2 separate regions of the Mus musculus genome follow, and region 2 is linked to region 1. The links are chromatin contacts, found by Hi-C or POLR2A ChIA-PET in ENCODE. All regions are on one chromosome and are shown on one strand. The core of a region is the stretch at or near the end of the contact, and the rest is flanking DNA. Distances in the headings are between cores, read along the strand shown.

The links. Hi-C counts contacts between places; a loop is a spot of excess contacts on that map. ChIA-PET counts read pairs that join two places held with the same protein, here RNA polymerase II (POLR2A).
Region 2: a map of CH12.LX shows a loop between it and region 1 (3-fold over the local background). The contact joins the promoter of Ccl22 here to the enhancer-like site in region 1. A Hi-C loop is called at or near these places in 5 of 37 maps with a recorded cell type or tissue (CH12.LX, T-helper 2 cell, left cerebral cortex and 1 more). POLR2A ChIA-PET finds 5 or more read pairs at or near these places in 1 of 5 experiments (Patski).

What each region holds. Positions count from the first base shown.
Region 1 is chr8:94,705,400-94,709,192 of GRCm38, reverse strand. No RefSeq gene overlaps it. Among named protein-coding and RNA genes, the nearest start is that of n-TLcag4, 3.2 kb to the right of the region's middle. Within about 2 kb of position 2,137, at least 1 of the 3 ENCODE cell types and tissues checked has a DNase peak (open chromatin) inside an H3K27ac peak, as active enhancers do.
Region 2 is chr8:94,743,985-94,747,777 of GRCm38, reverse strand. Ccl22 (chemokine (C-C motif) ligand 22) reads right to left here and starts at 2,094. Exons shown (of 3, transcript NM_009137.2): 1 at 1,992-2,094; 2 at 753-876. The coding sequence starts at 2,064.

The sequences.
Region 1 (3,793 bases), core at 888-3,387:
TGGCCCTGGGTTCTATAAGAAAGCAGGCTGAGCAAGCCATGAGGAGCAGACAACTTCCTATGGCCTCTGCATCAGTTCCTGCCTCCAGGTCCCCGCCCTGTTTGAGTTCCTGCCCTGACTCCCTTTGAGGATAAACAATATGTTAGTGTAAGTCAAATGAACCCCTTCCTCCCTAGCTTGCTTTTGGTCATACTGTTTCATTGCAGCAATAAACACCCTAACTTTGACAACAATTAGCGCTGTATATGCTAACAAAAACAAATAATCACAGCCTATGTGCAAGGGAGGACCTAAGAGAAGGACGGTGTGCCGATGGGGAAGGTTGGGTAACAGGGCTCAGGAATAAAGGGTCTCAGGGAAGGAATGCATCAGGATGTCTCAGCAGAGGGCCCCCAGCTTCCTGAGCTTGACCCATCCAATTTTCTATCCACACATGTATTCATCCACTCATCCATTCATCCATCCATCCACCCACCCATCTGTCCATCCATCCATCATCCATCCATCCATTCATTCATCCATCCATCTATCCATCCACCCACCCATCTGTCCATCCATCAACCCATCCATCCATTCATCCATCCATCCATCCATCCATCCATCCATCTATCCATCCACCCACCCATCTGTCCATCCATCAACCCATCCATCCATTCATCCATCCATCCATCCATCCATCCATCCATCTATCCATCCACCCACCCATCTGTCCATCCATCAACCCATCCATCCATTCATCCATCCATCCATCCATCCATCTATCCATCCACCCACCCATCTGTCCATCCATCAACCCATCCATCCATCATCCACCCATTTATTCATCCCAAACTTATTTGTCCTTACTTACCAAACTTCTAGACCAGCACTTCCTGATGGAGAGACCATGGTGAGGTCCCTGCCTTCCCATAGCTGAGCCTAGTGGGAAAGAAACATAATGAACAGATAAATTAAATCTGAGTCAAGGAGACTGGACAGTGACTGCAAAGAGAGTGGAACCACATTAGCCCGGATGCGATGAAGACACATTTGAGCTAGCATGGGAAAGATGGATTTCAGAACCTGTCCTGTGTGGTCTGGGGAAGGATGGCTCTCCACAGGCCCTGAGGAGCAAACAGACTTTGTGTATGAGAAATCAGAGAAGAGGGAGTATGGTGGTACGTGCCTAAGGCTCGAGAGGCTGAGGTAAGAGGGTTGTGCAATTGTAGCCAGTCTTGGCTAAATAGTGAGATTCTTCTGTCTGGGGAAGAGAAGAAGATGGATAAGGGAAAAGGAAGGAAAGTGCTGGAAGGGTTTGGGAATGAGAAGATGGGAGGGAAGCTAGACATGTTTTGGGTTGCCTCTGATGAGGCAGGCAGGACAGCCTGGGGTTGGATTGGTGGGACTATAGGAAACCTCTTTGCAAGGTTGGCAGTCAGGACCTGCCCCACGGTGTTCCCCAGGTGGAGAAATGCAGCCTTGCATGCTTTGATGACCCTCCCCCCCACTTGTGGCCAGCATCCTCTGTGTGCCAGGCTGTCCAGTGTCCAGCTTGTCCTTACTTATCCACAGATTCGATTATAGAACCTACTTCTTGAAGGTGGGCAACCTGAGGCCGAGTCACCTCCCTCTAAGATCACAGAACTAGCAAACAGCAGAGGTAGGTGTGAACCTAGGGGTGTCCAGCCCACATGGCCCCACGGCCCTGCTTTGCAGAGTAGCAAACAAGAGCCTCCGCTGTTCCTGAGCATATCTTTCTGGGAGCCTCTCTTCTGAGGGTGATCAAAGGATTTCAGGGCACATTTAGCATTCCACAGAACTTGAAAGTAAACTCCTGGCTTTGAAACCATTCTGGTCACATGGAAACATTTCTGTCCATGTGACCCGATTCTAAGTGAAAAAACTGGGCCACAGTGGGGAGGAGGGGCAGGGTGACCTTGGAGGTCTCGGATAGATCTTGCCTCCTGTCTTAAAGACCTCTGCCTGCCTAGTCCACTTCATTATCAGACCTCCTGTCCCTCGGGGTGTCCGGCTTGCTTCCATGCAGTGACCGAGATGCCAGAATAGGGTCTTGGCACAGGTTTAGCTCTGGTGCCTGATGGCTTCTGACCTCTTCTGTCAGCCAAAGAAAGCAGACCCTGAGTACAAAAGCTTGGCCAGGCCACTGGGACAGCCATGCTGGGAAAAACCTCCCTATTCTTTCAGTCGCCTCCAATAATGAAAACAGTTCTAAAAATAGCCCTCCCAGGTCCAACCTGGCCATGACTCAGCAAGCTCTCATCCTTCAGAGTTTCTTCTCAGTGGGAAGAGACCCTGGGTGAGGCCGAGGCATCATAGGGTTTAGCGGGTAAAGACCCAAGGCTCTCCCTTGGGAGTCAGGCCTAGTGGTTCCTTCATGTAATCCCAACACAACTGGGGGCTGAGGCAGGAGAATTGCTGTGATTCGGGGACCAGTATAATTTACAGAATCAGATCTCTGTAAAAATAAAAAAAATTAAGCTAGTATTGTTACGCTAAAGAAAATCTGTTTTGCCATCTCCATGTTAATTACTGAAGTGGAGGGGCTGGAGAGATGGCTCAGCAGTTAAGACCGAGAAGAGACTGCCTAAGAGAACATCTAGCTTGGCAGTAGGCCACAGCATTCCTGAGGAAGCCTTTTTATTTTTCTCTTAATTATACATATGCACACGTTGGGGCCCTTGGAGGTCAGAAGAGGGTGTGGCATCTCCTGGAGCTGCAGATGTGGGTGTTGGGTACCAAATTCAGATACTCTAGAATAACAGAAAGCGCTCTTCACCACTGAGACATCTCTCCAGCCCCAACCCCACCTCCCAGGAGGGAGCTTTGATGCAGATGAATCAAATCCATTTATTAGCTGCCTGACTATCAGTGAGTTACTTGCCTCTCTAAGCTCCATTCTCTGCATCTGTCAAATAAGTGTAAATATACATATCATTGTGGTGCTGTTAGGATGGTGACGTCCATGGTGGCATTTGCTAAAACTCTGTTTCCTGCCACCCTTTCCTCTGGACAACAGTGCATCAAAAGCTGGTGTCATGGAAATGCAAGGAGTCCACCTCTCCGGGCCCTTGGCTGGATAATCACCAGGTACTGACCAGAGCTCAGTACGTCAAGAGCCACACAGGGACTTCCCCTGCTCTGATGGGCTTTCCGGGTCAGCCCCGGGACTTTCCTCCAAGCTGGGCAATGGCCTAAGCCAGGAGGCAGAGGCGAAGCTCTCCCTGTGGCTGGTGTGGCTCTTCAGGCTTCTGATTTAAGGAAAGAAGGTAATTTTGGCTTGGGCAGTCCAGGTTGGAATGAGGCACTGAGAAGCCTCCTCTGGGCCAGAAAGCAGTCACCTAAAACACGTACCAGGGGTGGCAGAGGAAGTGGCCGACCCTGGCCAGCGAGGCCCCTCTGTCCCGGCAGCTGCAGCAGGCTAATCTGTGTTCCAGACATGCCTTTCTCTGTCTGGTCTGTGCCCAGGAATGCTGGGGTTACTAAAGATGAGGTGATCCAAATGTGCTGGGCCCCCCACACCCAGGAGGACCTTGAGCAACTATGATTGAAGGAACAACTTCAACATCTGCCTGGAAGCCCCTGTCTCCTAATGGAAATGAGAACTCTGGCCCCTCCAAGGTCTCTGTGACTTCCTGCCTCTCTCTATTGACATCTTCTACAGTCCGGTGGTAGGGCCTGTCTGCTCTACAACTAGAACACAGCCTGTGCTCTCTCGGTTTGCTAGACCTGCCATCTTCCAGCCTGGCTCACCTCCCCAGACTCTCTGACTCCCACCTATTTCTCCATGAACAAT
Region 2 (3,793 bases), core at 845-3,344, 39 kb before region 1:
GCTTAAGAGACCCTTAAGCTCATGCCACCTCCTCAGTGTGCAAGGAAACCAGACAGACTATGACTGCTTGCCCCTTGCTGGAGCCTAGGTTGGGATTCCTTTGCTAAGCCTGAGTCCTGGAAAAAGGGAAAAAGGAAACTCTCCTGAACCTGGGTCCCTTTTTCTTTGCTGAGCCTGGATCCCCCTTCCCTTTGCTAAGTCTAGGTTCTCTTCCCTTTGCTGAGCCTGGGTCTCACCTACGACGTGGGTTAATCTCCTTGTAGAATTGCTTTAAAGATTGAATGAATCACAAGGGTAGTATTCAAATTAGCCTGGGCACATGGGCAACCATCTATGGGTATCAGCTCTTAATAGTATGTCTCTGATTGAAATGGCTACCTTGAAGAATTCCAGAGCACTGGGAGGACCCAGAATGTCTTGGCAGGTTTGGCTCTAGGAATGCTGTTTGTACCCCTACAACTAGCATTGCGTCCCATCACCAATAGCCTGTGGCTATGCTGCCCACAGATACATGTCATGCTGGGGTGGTACCTATTTATTCAGCCATCATCCTCAGCTCTGTCATGTCACAGATGTTCAACAATATCGATGGAATAATACCATCATTCTGGGATTCAGAAAACCCAAGCCTGGCTGAGCCATCCCATCCAGCCAAGCCTTCTTGAGTTGGAGTTCGATACATCCTGCCTACCCTCGGGCCACACTTGTCAGGCCCCTCCTCCAAGGTTCTGAAGCCCCAGCTCCCTACTCACACAACGCCAGGCTTGCGGCAGGATTTTGAGGTCCAGAAGAACTCCTTCACTAAACGTGATGGCAGAGGGTGACGGATGTAGTCCTGGCAGCAGATACTGTCTTCCACATTGGCACCATAGGGACCTGGAGGAAGGGTACCCAGGGGACGTTAGCTGGAGCACAGAGAGGCCAGCTTCAGCCTTACCCCTGATCACAGGCTGACCTATAGGAGTAAAATTCTCTTCCACACTGATGGATATCTTCTAGGGCTCATGCACACTAGCCTGGGGAGTCTCTGAGATGCCACTAAAGGTCCAATGTCTACGCTCTGGGGACAGTCAGCTCCAGGAAGTGGATTCAGAAAGATTAAATATCAACAGGCTTCTAAATGGGTCCTGCACCTCTGTCTGAGCCAGGAAGAGCCTCATGCTCACCTTGGGTCAGTCTGTGGACAATAGCACCAGCTTCCCAGGATCTTGTGGAATGCTCAGCCCTACGGCAGACCCACCTACCCCCATGTATACAACACAGAATTAGAGGTGCATCTTCCTCTTCTCAGCGCCTTGGTGAGGCTACATCAGAGAAGCCGAGCGAAGGCGAGCATCCAAGGTCATGGTGAGACTGTAGCAGAGTCAGAATCAAGACTCAGACAGGTGACAGTCATGACACTGACCTGGTTCAAGTCCCACTCTGTCCCTGACTGACCCTAGTCATCTGTCATCTCCAAGGCCCGTGGAGGAATACCAGTTCCGTAGGGGCTTGGCTACACGGAGGCTCTCCAGACACTTGATTGGTTGGTTGTAGTTGCCTCACCCCTCACCGTGACCCCTCTCCTGCCCAACTCAAAGCAGAAGTGTTGACACTATGGTGGGAAGGAGGGGTCTGGACCCTGTATCCACCACAGGCTCCAGAGCAAACCTTGGGTGTTGGGGGAGGGCAGCTTTTAAGAGAGGCTCTACCTTCCCTGACTCAAGCCTGGTACCTTGCAGGCTCTCTATCCACTCCCAGGGACCCTATATTTGAGCTATCTGGGCAGCAAGATCCCCAGCAAGATACCACCAACCAATTGGCAGATCCTAAAAGCCAAGCCTTCCTAGCAACCCAGTTTATAAATGTGTATATCTGGGTTTTGAGAAGTAATAGAGCTGGCCCATGGAAGTGCCAGAGTTAGTCCAAAGCCAAAGTGAGTCCAGTGGCAGACTCACTCTTGGACTCTTTCCAGATTCTCTGGTCTCCACCCTCCTACTCCCCAGCCTCACCTGCATCAGAGGTCTGAATTGCCACAGCAAGAAGGACGAGAGCCACCAGGAGTGGGACACGCAGGGTAGCCATGATGTTATGTGTCCTCGTCAGGTGTCTAATGACCAGAGGGCAGGAAGGTCTGATATTTAAACGCTCTCTCCACCCACTAGTTCAGGCACCTCTTAGTCACTACCAAGCCTGACATTCATGTCCTGAAAGAAGAAGTCCCACTTCCCCCAGCGGGAGGATCCAAAGGCGGGGAACTACTCAGAGGGGACTGCCACTCTCCCAAACTGTGGGTCTCCGGAGGATTGTAAAGTCCCCTTAGCGGTGCTCTACCGAGGATGTCTGTTCTATGACCTCAGCCATATCACTAGGGGTCATGGAGAGGACCTTGGTAGGGATGGAAAAGCTGGGCAAGGGTTCACTGCCCACCTCAGTGGCCACTGGCACATGGATAAGGACAAACTGTACCTAGATTGGGGACTTTCTTAATCCCTCAAGGCCGGGCATCAGGTTCTCATTTCAAGGGTGGAGGCCCAGAGTCCTTTGGGGCAGGCTCTTGGCCCCATAACCTGACTCTTGTTGGGTTTCTCAGTAGACAGCCTCACCCAGCTCAGAGCGGGCTGCTCCTGCGCATGCCCAGAGCCTGTACCCTCTCAGTCTTCCCTTACCCACGTCATCCCCTCCTCTTGCCATTCCACTGACTCTCCCCACTGATACAGCCCCGTCTGCAGATCAGTCCAGCTCCACTTCCTTCGTGGACGCCAGTAGATTTGCCTCCCCATGCTGCGAGCCAGAGTGAGTGTGCAAACTCAAAGCTCCACGTGGCCCTCTCCTACTTTAAAGCCATGCTGGGCTCCCCATTCACCGGAGGATGAAACCCAGGCTCCTGACTAGGGCCTTCAGGGCCTCTTTTCCAAAACTATTCACCACAGTCAGAGGGATCACGCCACACTGCTTTACGGTTCCCCAAAGAGATCTATGGCCTGACCCTGACTATATTTCCACTTTCTGCTTCTTTATTGCAGAAACTCCTACTCGTACATCGAGACTGTTTGAAATGTCACTTCTTTGGTAAGCCTACCTACTCAGGAATTCACACTCTCCAAGTAACCTGGAACATGGCCCAGGAAGAGACTTTCTCCTAAGCTCCTCTCATAAGCACAGGGGAGCTAATCCCTCATCTTTCTTAGTATTCAACCTGTTGAGTTGCCTGCTGGCTGACTGTGTGCTCCAGGTTCCCAGCTTTGTGAGCTGTCACCCCATGATGCGGTGGGCTTTGGTGATGCAGCTGTCTTAGAGACTTCATTTTTGTTCCTGTAAATAACCCCCCCCACACACACCCATATTCCTGTAAGTAACCCCAATAAAACACATGGTTCACCAAGTTGGACCTTAGTATTATCCATACTTTGGTCTATCTATGGCCTCTCTATCTGGAGTGAGTAGATGTGTGTGTTGTGTTTCCTCAGGAAAAGTCTTAATACACATTAGGCAAAATAGAACATTCGGGCAGGGATGACAGCCATGGTCGCACAAACATTTGAACAAGCCTAATGCTGCTGAGCACACTGTACACTTAAAATGGTTTGAAATATTAAATATGGCCTAGAGAGATGGCTCAGCCATTAAGAGCAATGACTGCTTGCTCTTCCTGAGTTCAATTCCCAGCAACCATATGGTAGCTCACAACCATCTGTAATGGGATCTGATGCCCTCTTCTGGTGTGTGTCTGAAGACAGCTACAGTGTACTCGTATAAATAAGTAAATAATATTTAAAAAAAGAAAAGAAATACTAAATATGTATTGTGTATT